Regions from separate parts of the Homo sapiens genome. Here region 1 is linked to region 2. Evidence: read pairs that join two places in POLR2A ChIA-PET (ENCODE). Cell type or tissue: Panc1. All regions are shown on one strand. Links, peaks and the distances in the headings refer to the core of each region. The heading gives the core; the rest is flanking DNA.

Region 1 (4,000 bases), core at 1-4,000, 320 kb before region 2:
ACCTGGGGATCCAAGAATGGTTCAACATATGCAAATCCATAACGTGATACATTCCATCAACAAAATGAAGGACAAAAGCCATATGATTATCTCAATAGGTGCAGAAAAAGTATTCAATAAAAATCAGCATTTCTTCATGATAAAAATCCTCAACAAACCAGGCCTAGAAGCAACATACCTCAACATAATAAAGGCTACATATGACAAGCCCACAGCAAACATAACATTTAACGGTGAAAAGATGAAAGCATTCTCTTTAAGAACTAGAAGAAGACAAGAATGCCACTTTCACCACTCTTATTCAACAGAGTACTGGAAGTCCTAGCCAGAGCAGTCAGGCAAGAGACACAAATGGAGGGCATCCAAATTAGAAAAGAGGAAGTCAAATTATCCCTGTTTGCTGATGATATGATCTTATGCCTAGAAAACCCTAAGGACTCTAAAAACAACTCTTAGATTTGAGAAATGAATTCAGTAAAGTTTTAGGATACAAAATTAATGTACAAAAATCAGTTGCATTTCCACATACCGGTAACGATCTAGCCAAGGACCAAATCAAGGAGGCAATACATTTGCAATAGCTACAAAGAAAATAAAATACATAAGAATATATTTAACCAGGGAGGTGAAAGATCTCTATAAGAAGACCTACAAAACACCAATGAAAGAAATTGTAGATGACATAAACAAATGGAAAAATATCCCATGCTCATGGATTTGAGGAATCAGCATCATTAACATGAACATACAGTCCAAAGCAATCTATAGATTGAATGCAATCTCTATCAAAACACCGTCGTTTTTCACAGAATTAGAAAAAACAATCCTAAAATTCATATAGAATCAGAAAAGAGCCCAAATAGTTTAAGCAATTCCAAGCAAAAAGAACAAAGCTGGAGGCATTACATTACCTGACTTCAAATTATACTTCAAGCCTATAGTAACCAAAACAGCATTGTACTGGTATAAAAATAGACACATATATCAATGGAACAGAATAGAAAACCCAAAATAAAGCCACCTACCTACAACCAACTAATCTTTGACAAAGTCAGCAAAAATATACACTGGGGAAAGGACATCCTATTCAATAAATATTTCTGGGAAGATTGGATAATCATTTGCTGAAGAATGAAACTGGACTGGTATTTCTCACCATATACAAAGATGAACTCAAGATGGATTAAAGACCTAAATCTAAGACCTGAAACTATAAAAATTTTAGAAGAAAACCTAGGAAAAATTCTTTTGGACACAGGCCTAGGCAAAGAATTTATGATGAAGTCCTCAAAAACAAATGCAATAAAACAAAAAATAGACAAATGGGACTTAAACTAAAAGAGTTTCTTCACAGCAAAAGAAAGAAATCATTTTAGGCAAGGATTACAAGGTGATGGCTAATGCCTTGTAATCCCAGCACTTTGGGATGTCGAGAAGTGAAGATCGCCTGAGGTCAGGAGTTCGAGAACAGCCTGGCCAACATGGTGAAACCCTGTCTCTACTAAAAATACAAAAAATTAGCCTGGCATGGTGGCACACGCCTGTAGTCCCAGCTACTCGGGAGGCTGAGGCAGGAGAATCGCTTGAACCAGGGAGGCAGAGGTTGCAGTGAGCCGAGATCGTGCCACTGCACACTCCAGCTTGGGCGACAGAGTGAGACTGCACCTCAAAAAAAGAAAAAAAAAAAAGAAAGAAATCATTTTATAAAAAGGACACCTACACTTGTATGTTTATTGTAGCAGTATTCATAATAGCAAAGCTATGGAATCAGTCTAAGCCCATCAACGGAGGTTTGGATAAAGAAAATGTGGCATATGTATAACATAGAATACTACTCAGCCATAAAAAAGAATGAAATCATGTCTTTTGTAGCAACATGGATGGAACTGGAGACCATTACCCTAAGTGAAAGAGGTCAAACCAGAAAGTCAAATAACACATGTTCTCAATTATAAATGGAAGCTAAACAATGGATACCCTTGGACATACAGAGTGGAACAAGAGACATTGTAGACTTCGAAAGGTGGGTGGGCAGGAGGGGGTGAGGCTTGAAAAGTTACCTATTAGGTACAGTGTTTACTATTTGGGTGCTGGGGACGCTAATAGCCTAGACTTCGCCATGATGCAATACATGCATGTAAGAAATCTGCATCTGTGACTGGGTGCAGTGGCTCACACCTGTACGCCCAGCACTTTGGGAGGCTGAGGCTTACAGATCACTTGAGGTCAGGAGTTCAAGACCAGCCTGGCCAATATAGTGAAACCCCATCTCTACTAAAAATACAAAAATTAGCCGGGTGTGGTGGCACACAATTGTAGTCCCAGCTACTAGGAAGGCTGAGGCAGGAGAATCGCTTGAACTCAGGGGCGGGAGGGGGGATGGTGGGTGGGCACGGAGGTTGCAGTGAGCTGAGATTGGGCCACTGCACTCCAGCCTGGGGCAACAAGAGCAAAACTCCATCTCAAAAAAAAGAAAAAAAATTGTTAAGATGGGCTTAACCTGTATGGCCCGTGATGTTAGCTAGTGTTGGTTCTACCCTCTCTAATAAGGAAGCAGTGGATGACAAGAGACTGCACTGTATCTCAAGGCACAAGCCACAACGCCTGGCTAATTTTTTTATTTTTGTAGAGACGGAATTTTGCCATGTTGACTAGGCTGGTGGCAAACTCCTGACCTCAGGTGATCTGCCCACCTTGGTCTCCCAAAGTGATGGGATTACAGGCATGAGCCACTGTGCCTGGCTGAAGCTGCACATTTTTTTTTTTTAAGGGACCAAGAAGCTGCCAGACATTTGGTTCTCCCAGCAGCAACCCAATGCAAACCAAAAATGAGGGAAATGCCCAAAATGGGGGGATCATACTGTCCCAAGATCTGAGTAGGATGTACTTCTGAAGGATGTACAATGTTCAATCCTAAGTATGACAAGCAGAAAGCTTATGTACTTGGTGAAAGTAGCATGTTTGTCCCCAAGAGGCATTTCATCTTGAAGACACGTGGTGCCACCCCCTGACTGAAAGCATTGGCTCCCCTGTTGAAGCTTGCTAGGGATTACAGCTTCTACTAACCAACATTCTACTTTCCACTTTCATGAGATCAGTTTTTTAACTCCCATTATGAGTGAGAATGTGTGATATTTGTCTTTCTGTGCCTGGCTTATTTTACTTAATATAATGTCCTCCAGGTCCACCCATGTTCCTGCAGATGATAGGATTTCATTCTTTTTTTTATGGCTGAATAATATTCCATTGTATATATAACCATGTTTTCTTTCCTTTTTTTTTTTTTTTTTGGTGGAGTTGCCAGGGAATGAACATGTTTTCTGTTTTAAAAAATTTTATGAAATGTTATTTTATTTTATTTATTTTAATTTTAAGTTCAGGGGTACATGTGCAGGTTTGTTATACAGGTAAACTCATGTCATGGGGGTTTGTTGTGCAGATCATTTCATCACCAAAGTATTAAGCCTAGTACCCACCAGTTATTTTTCCTGATCTTCTTCCTCCTCTCACCCTCCACCCTCAGGGAGGCCCCAGTGTCTGCTGTTCCCCTCTGTGTGTTCATGTGTTCTCATCATTCAGCTACCACTTCTAAGTGGGAACATGCAGTATTTAGTTTTCTGTTCCTGCATTAGTTTGCTAAAGATAATGGCCTCCAGCTTCATCCATGTTCTGCAAAGGGCATGATCTTGTTCTTTTTTTTATGGCTGCACAGTATTCCATGGTGTATATGTACCACATTTTCTTTATCCAGTCTACCATTTTGGGCATTTAGGTTGATTCCATGTATTTGCTATTGTGAATAGTGCTGCAGTGAACATACATGTGCATGTGTCTTTATGGTAGAATTATTTATATTCCTTTCAGTATATACCTAGTAGTGGAATTGCTGGGTTGAATGGTAGTTCTTGTTTTAGTTCTTTCAGGAATCATCACACTACTTTTCACAATATATGAACAAAAGATCAACGAGTCCAGCAATTGGTTATTTGAAAGAATAAAT
Region 2 (8,276 bases), core at 3,635-7,634:
ATTCCAGCCTGGGGAGACAGATTGACTGAGACTCCCTCCCGAAAAAAAACAAAAGAAAACAAAACAAAACAAAAAAGAGACAAGGTCTCACTCTGTTACCCAGGCTGGAGTGCAGTGACAAAACCACTGTTCACTGCAGCCTTGACCTCCAGTTCTCAAGCGATCCTCCCAGCTCAGCCTCCTGAGCAGCTGGGACTACAGGAATGAGTCACCACGCCCAGTTTTCTATTTTATTTTTTGTAGAGATGAGGTCTTGCTATTTTATAGAGGCTGGTCTTGAACTCCTGACCTAAAGCAATCCTCCTATCTTGGCCTCCCAAAGTGCTGGGATTACAGGCATGAGCCATTGGGCCTGGCCTGGTTGCTGGAGCTTCCCCTGGTCATGCAGGTCCTGGTGCTTTATTCTCCTCGCCTGGCTTGGCCTTGTCTTTCCACACATTTAGAAAGAGCCAATCAGTGTCCAGTGTTTACCGAAATTCCTGGTGGGATTTTGATTGCAATCACGTTGAATCTTCAATTAATTTGGATGGAACTGACCTCTTGACAATACTGAGTCTTCCTATCCATTGCTGAGTCTCTGATTTCTCCCAGCTACATTCTGTGATTTCAGTGTAGTCGTTCTGCAAACCTTTTGTTGGATTTACCCCTCAGTGCTACTTTTCAATGTGAAGTCTACTGGTCTGTTACTGGCATATAAAAATAAAACTGGGGGCCAGCCATGGTGGCTCATGCATGTAATCCTAGCACTTTGGGAGGCTGAGACAGTGAGTTTGAGACTAGCCTGGGTGATATGGCTAAGCCCCGTCTCTACAAAAAATGCAAAAGTTAGCTGGGTGGAGTGGCACGGACTGACAGTTCCAGCTGCTAGGGAGGCTGAGGCGTATCACTTGAGCCTGGGAGGCGGAGGTTGTAGTGAGCTGTGATGGCGCCACTGCACTCCAACCTGGGTGACAGTGAGACCCTGTCTCAAAACATAATATGAATAAATAAATAAAACTAATTTTTTTCCATATTGCCTTTATATCCAGCGATCTTTCTAAATTTAAGTTCACTTATTAATCCTAACAGTTGCTTAGTAGACACTTGGATTTTCTACATGCACAATGAGTTACAAGACACAGGCGACAAAATCAAGGCCACGGAGAGAGCGAAACCAAGTCATAGCCATGAAGAAAGACCTTGAGAAACAGTCACAAGGAGGGAACAAGAGTTTCGAAAGGAGATAGCATCATCTAGGTGCTCAATACCCCCCAAAAGAGAGAGAGAAACACATCTCTATAAAGAAATGGAAAGGAGGGGTCTGAAGCCCCAAGGGGAGAACTCTCCCCACCCTGTCCCAAAGCCAGTCCATGTGGCTGAGGAAGGTCTGGCAGTGGGAGGGTTGGTCTCCGGGACCTGGCTTACCGGGACAGGCCCCTGGACAGCCCCCACCACGGGGGTGGCTCCCCCGCCTTGCACAGCCTTCTTGGTGGCCGGGGTCTCCTGGCTCTTGGGCTTCCTCTTCTCCCGCTTGCGGTCCCGCTCCACGAAGGTGCCTTTCATCTTGGCAATGATATCTGAGTCGGTCTTGGCATACTGGATACGCTACCAAACAGAGAGCAGAACGGGTTAAGAGCGTGGATTCAGAGCCCAATTGCCAAGATTCAAAATTGGACCTTTATCAGGGGCCAGGTGCTGCGGCTCATGCCTGTAATCCCAGCCCTTTGGGAGGCTAAAGCGAGCAGATCACTTGAGGCCAGGAGGTGGAGACCAGCTTGGCCAACATGGCAAAACCCCATTTCTTTGTTTCTTTTCTTTTTTTTTTTTTTTTGAGACATTGTCTTGCTCTGTCACCCAGGCTAGAGTGCAGTGATGAGATCTCAGCTGACTGCAACCTCTGCCTCCCGGGTTCAAGCAATTCTGCCTCAGCCTCCCTACTAGCTGGGATTACAGGCGCCCACCACCACGCCTGGCTAATTTTTGTGCTTTTAGTAGAGACAGGGTTTCACCATGTTGGCCAGGCTGGTCTCGAACTCCTGACCTCAGGTGATCCACCCACCTCGGCCTCCGAAAGTGCTGGGATTACAGGCATGAGCCACTGCGCCTGGCCAGGAAACCCCATTTCTACCAAAAATACAAAAATTAGCTGGGCATGGTGGTGCGCACCTGTAGTCCCAGCTACTCAAGAGGCTGAGGCAGAAGAATCGCTTGAACCCAGGAGGCGAAGGTTGCAGTCAGCTGAGATGGCACCACTGCACTCCAGCCCAGGCAACAGAGCAAAAAACAAAAAACAAAAAACAAACAAACAAAAAAAAATTCAGACCTTATCAGGAGCTTACTGAGAAACACAGAAATATCTTGGCCTTAACTTCCTTGTCTGAAAAATGGGGATTATGATACTTCCCACTTCAAAGGACTGTTGTGAGGACTAAATGAGTTAAAGTGCTTGGAACAGTACCTGACACACAGTAAGCAAGTGTTCAGTAGAAAGGCTGTTGGTATTTTTAAGGGAAGCTGGAACAGCAATAAACATCAGGCCAAAGGACCGAGGAGACAATGCTAGGAGAGGAGTGCAGTGCAGGGGGATTTCCTGTCACACAAGAATACTTCAGTCTTCCAGGTTCAATCTCACTCACTTAGCTGTTTAAGGAGAACCTGCCAGATGCCAGGCGCCATTCAAGGCTCTGGGAATAAAGCAATGAACAAAATAGACAAAAACCCCTCTTTCATGGTGCTTATTCAGTAGGGGAAGGTATGTTAAAGATTCTTAGTGTGGCACAGTAGCTCACGCCTGTAATCCTAGCACTTTGGGAGGCTGAGGCAGGCAGATCACTTGAGCTCAGGAGTTTGAGACCAGCCTGGGCAACATGGCGAAACCCCGTCTCTACTAAAAATAAAAAAATCAGCCAGGTATGGTGGCACGTGCCTGTAATCCCAGCTACTCAGGAGGCTGAGGCAGGAGAATCACTTGAACCCGGGAGGTGGAGGTTGCAGTGAGCCAAGATTGCACCACTGCACTCCAGCCTGGGCAACAGAGGAAGATTCTGTCTCAAAATAATTTATTTATTTATTTATTTATTTATTTATTTTTTCTGAGACAGAGTCTCACTCTGTTGCCTAGGCTGGAGTGCAGTGGCAGGATCTCGGCTCACTGCAATCTCTGCCTCCCGGGTTCAAGCAATTCTCCTTCCTCAGCCACAGGAGTAGCTGGGACTACAGGTGCATGCTGCCACACCGAGCTAATTTTTGTATTTTAGTAGAGACAGGGTTTCACGGTGTTGCCCAGGCTGGCTGCAAACTCCTGAGCTCAGGTAATCCACCTGCCTCGGCCTCCCAAAGTGCCAGGATTACAGACGTGAGCCACCGCCCTCGGCCAAAGAAAAGATTTTTAAATGAGGCAAGGTGCAGTGGGAGCCTGGTCCAGCCTCACCTTGGCAAATGAACCGTAATATCCCCTCCTCTAATCCAGGCCCGCCCAGTCTCCTATAACATTTTACACACCCACACAGCCTCCGTACCCGCAATGCTCACCATAGGTTTGTCATAGAAAGGGAAACCCTGCATGGAGCGCAGGGCGTTGGTGGCGCTGCTGACCTCCTTGAAGATGACAAAGGCCTGGCCCCTCATCTTCAGGCTCCGTGATACCAGGATATCCAGGATCTGGCCAAACTGGGAGAAGATGGCGTACAGGGACTTTTTTAGCTCTGCAGTGGGGGAAAAAAAGACCTTTGAGCTCCCCTTTTTAGAAGAAGCGCAGCCCAAATAGAAGACCATCAGCCAATTGATGGGGTACCCAGAATGCCTCGGGTCCATAATCTCTCAAGACCTAACAATCACAGAAGCAGCCAGGAACCACTCAAGTGGCCAAGTACACTCTTCTACTCTTCTGTAAGATGTGCTTACAGAGAGCTGCTATATAATGAACATGTGCACATACATGCAAAGTGCTCAGGACAGCATCCGGCACGTAGTAAACACTCGATAAATGAGTGATTCTTTTCACTGCCACCAGCACCCTGACATGGGCCTGCATGACGTGGCCCTGGCAGATTTCCCCCACCTCATCCCTGCCCACATTCCACCGCCCTCCTGAGTTCCCAACCACACTGGCCCCCAGGTCTGACACACCAATTTTGCCCCAGGGCCTTTGAACTGGCTGCTCTCTTTACCTGGAACATCCCTCCCCTGAGGTTTACATGGTGGCCTCCTTCTAGTCACCCAGTCTCAGAGGAAATGTTGCCACCTCTGACCACGACGTCTAAATTTCTTCCCATGTCATTCTTACTCTACTTCCTTTTCTTTCATGACTATTTCCCACCTCCTGTCATGGTACGTTAACTTGTCTATCTTGCCTGAGGAGCTATAAGCCTGTCCCATTTGTTTACTGCAGTATGCCAAGCCTAGCACAGACTCCACCACAATTTTTTTTTTTTTTTTTTGGTGACAAGGTCTCACTTTGTCACCCAGGCTGGAGTGCAGTGGCATGATCATGGCTCACCGTAGCCTCAACCTCCCGGACTCAAGCGGTCCTCCCACTTCAGCCTATGGAGTAGCTGGGACCACAGGTGTATGCCACCATGCCCAGCTAATTTCTGGATTTTGTGCAGAGACAGGGTCTTGCTATGTTGCCCAGGCTGGTCTTGAACTCCTGAGCTTCAGCAATTAGCCCACCTTGGCCTCCGAAAGTGCTGGGATTACAGGAGTGTGCCACCACACCTGGCTGCAAACATTTGACTAGATACCATCAAGTGCCTTTTTTTTTTTTTAAAGACAGAATCTCCTTCTACTGCTCAGGGTGGAGTTCAGTGGCATGATGGTAGCTTACTACAGGCCTGACCTCCCAGGCTCAAGCAATCTTCCCACCACAGCCTCCCAAGGAGCTGGGACCATAGGCACGCAGCACGACGCACGGCTAATTTTTTATTTTTTGTAGACACAGTCTCCTATGTTGGCCAGGTTGGTCTTGAACTCCTGGGCTCCAGTGATCCTCCTGCCTTGGCTTCCCCAAAGTGCTGGGATTACAGGCATGAGTCATCGCACCCCCATCAAATGCTTTATGGAGGTAACTTCACTTCCTCACAACAAACCCATTAGGTGGCAACTATGACTGTCCCAATTTTACTGGAAACAGGTTCTCAGAGGATTCCTCACTGGCCCAGGGCATCAATCTGGAGGGCATAAGGAAGCGTATGGCAGAGCCCAGTCCACGTATTCCATCTGAACCCGGTACCACCACATCTCACCAGCAAAGGGCATCACTTGACAGCAAGTGAGATTCAAGCTCAACAAGGATGGACTCCCTCTCACCACCCAGGTCTGCAAAGGGCACCAATGTCTTATGCAAAGAAGATGGCTGAGATGGCCAAGCATGGTGGCTCACACCTGTAATCCCAGCACTCTGGGAGGCCGAGGTGGGCAGATCCTTTGCACTCAAGAGTTCAAGACCAGTCTGGGCAATAGGGTGAAACCCTGTCTCTACAAAAGATACAAAAATTAGCCAGGCATAGTGGTGCATGCCTTGTGGTCATAGCTACTTGGGAGGCTGAAGTGGGAGGATCACTCTAGCCTGGGAGGCAGAGGTTGCAGTGAGCCATGACCTCACCACTGGACTCCAACCTTCATAAAAACTGGCCAGGCATGGTGGCTCATGCCTATAATTCCAGCACTTTGGGAGGCTGAGGCAGATCACGTGAGGTCAGGAGTTCAAGACCAGCCTGGCCAAGACGGTGAAACCCCGTCTTGACTAAAAATGCCAAAAAAAAAAAAAAAAAAAAAAAAGAAAAGAAAAAAAATTAGCTAGGCGTGGTGGAGGGCGCTTGTAATCCCAGCTACTGGGGAGGCTGAGGCATGAGAATAGCTTGAACCAGAGAGGCAAAAGTTACAGTGAGCAGAGATTGCGCCACTGCACTCCAGCCTGGGTGACAAATCGAAACTCCATCTCAAAAAAAAAAGCTAAGCTGAAGCAGAAGCCACTTGTAAAATAGATACCAGGCTAGGAAAGAAGCAAGAAAATGTGTAGGCTGGGTGGGGGCAGGGACAGCAGTCAAGGTTGTTTTTAAGCAATTAGTCAAAAATTCTCCTGGTGGTGACATTTCTGGTTTTCCTCTCCGTACTCCATCCCCATGAATCTTGCTCAGACTTCACTCATTCCACGGGACTCTGGGCCTCTCTCTACTCTCCAGCCTCCCCTCGCCCATTCGCATTTACCCTCCACAGCTGGGAGGATATTCCACCAGGGAGGCAGCCAGGACAGGGAAGCAGTCTGGCTCCCCAACACCCTCAGGGCAAAGTCCAACACCTCACAGCCATGAGCCACCAGTGCACAGCTCACTGGAAGTTTCCCCATGATTTACAAGCCTCAAAACTACTTGTAATACTCAGAATACGCCAGGCTCTTTTGACCCTAAACATCTGAACAAGCTGGACCAAGTTAAGAATGCTCTTCTCCCTCAGTGTAACATAAATACTGCTTACTGTACCTGGCAGGCTCTCCAAAATGTCTCCTTTTCCTGGAAGCTGAATGGATCTCTCTGTCTTTCTAAGTTCCCAATCCCAGCCCTCAACACTCTGCCTAAGCTTCCTGCCTGATGGCCCTGACTACTCTGGGCTGTCACTGTCCTAAAGAACCAGGGTTCTGGCCGGGTGCGGTGGTTCACACCTGTAATCCCAGCACTTTGGGAGGCCGAGGCGGGTGGATCACAGTTCAGGAGTTCGAGACCAGCATAGCCAAGATGGTGAAACCCCGTCTCTACTAAAAATACAAAAATTAGCCAAGCGTGGTAGCAGGTGCTTGGAATCCCAGCTACTCAGGAGGCTGAGGCAGAGAATCACTTGAATTCGGGAGGCGGAGGTTGCAGTGAGCTGAGATCGCACCACTGCATTCCAGCCTGGGCAACAGAGCGACACTCCGTCTCATCTCAAAAAAAAAAAAAAAACGCCGGGCGCTGGGGCTGACGCCTGTAATCCCAGCACTTTTGGAGGCCAAGGTGGGCAGATCACGAGGTCAGGAAATCAACACCATCCTGGCTAACATGGTTAAACCCCTTCTCTACTAAATATACAAAAAATTAGCCGGGTGTGCTGGTGGGCGCCTGTAGTCCCAGCTACTCGGGAGGCTGAGGCAGGAGAATGGCGTGAACCCAGGAGGCAAGGCAGAGCTTGCAGTGAGCAGAGATGGTGCCACTGCACTCCAGCCTGGGCGACAGAGGAAGACTCCGTCTCAAAAATAAATAAATAAATAAAATAAGATTTAAAAACAAAAAACCAGGGTTCTATGTCACCAATGTGTCCCCAGCACTGCCCGATAATGGTTGGGCACCACACTCTAAAAACATATGCAGGCCGGGTGTGGTGGCTCACACCTGTAATCCCAGCACTTTGGGAGGCCGAGGTGGGCGGATCACCTAAGGTCAGGAGTTCGAGAAAAGCCTGGCCAACATGGTGAAACCCCGTCTCTACTAAAAATATAAAAATTAGCCAGGCGTGGTGGCGGGTGCCTGTAATTCCAGCTACTCGGGAGGCTGAGGCAGGAGAATCGCTTGAACCTGGGAGGCAGAGGTTGTAGTGAGCCAAGATCGTGCCACTGCACTCCAGCCTGGGTGACAGAGTGAAACTCTGCCTCAAAAAAAAAAAAAAAAAAAAAAAAAAAAAACATATGCAAAATTTACACTCCTGATTTTTTTTTTTTGAGACAGTCTCTATCACCCAGGCTGGAGTACAGTGGTGCGGTCTCAGCTCACTGCGACCTCTGCTTCCCAGGGTTCAAGTGATTCTCCTGCTCAGCCTCCCGAGTAGCTGGGACTGTAGGTGCGCACCGCCACATCCAGCTGATTTTTGTATTTTCAGTAGAGACGGGGTTTCACCATCTTGGCCAGACTGGTCTTGAACTCCTGACCTCAAATGATCTGCCCACCTCAGCCTCCCAAAGTGCTGAGATTACAGGCGTGAGCCAGTGCCCGGCTGCTGGTTTTGCTTTCTTCAACAGCAACTTCACTGGTAACCTCAAACTGAATCCCAACAAGCTCCTTCGGTTCTCCCGATAATTTTCTTGAAGTGATAAGAGCTAACATTTATCCAGCCCTTTACTAGCTGCCAGTTACCATAAAAAAGAAATACTGCAAGGTTTAGCTAATTTAATCTCCCCCAACATCCATGCAAAAAAGGTATTATGATTTTGCTCAGTTTTTAGATCTGGAAAATGAGGTTCAATAAAGGTGATAATTTACTTGAGAATGTGAGAGAGTCTTTCCGATTTCAATAATTGAGTTCTTTTTTTTTTTCCTTTTTTCAGATAGGTT

What was found. ChIA-PET counts read pairs that join two places held together with the same protein. Peaks named below come from ENCODE experiments on the same cell type or tissue, not always from the same donor. Only the 100,000 strongest peaks of a DNase experiment are listed, where the experiment ranks them.
Region 1: POLR2A ChIA-PET joins it to region 2 with 7 read pairs; 3 of 35 experiments call an interaction of 5 or more read pairs at or near these places.

Annotation. Positions count from the first base shown.
Region 1 is chr19:41,072,859-41,076,858 of GRCh38, reverse strand. No RefSeq gene overlaps it. Among named protein-coding and RNA genes, the nearest start is that of CYP2A13, 14 kb to the left of the region's middle. In Panc1, for the core only: no CTCF peak of the experiment used is centred there; no DNase peak of the experiment used is centred there.
Region 2 is chr19:40,752,739-40,761,014 of GRCh38, reverse strand. It overlaps SNRPA (small nuclear ribonucleoprotein polypeptide A), which reads right to left. Exons shown (of 6, transcript NM_004596.5): 2 at 3,511-3,683; 3 at 1,405-1,584. Among named protein-coding and RNA genes, the nearest start is that of SNRPA, 5.7 kb to the right of the region's middle. RefSeq lists an enhancer at 5,806-5,945. In Panc1, for the core only: no CTCF peak of the experiment used is centred there; no DNase peak of the experiment used is centred there; H3K4me3 peaks cover 797 bases; H3K27ac peaks cover 374 bases.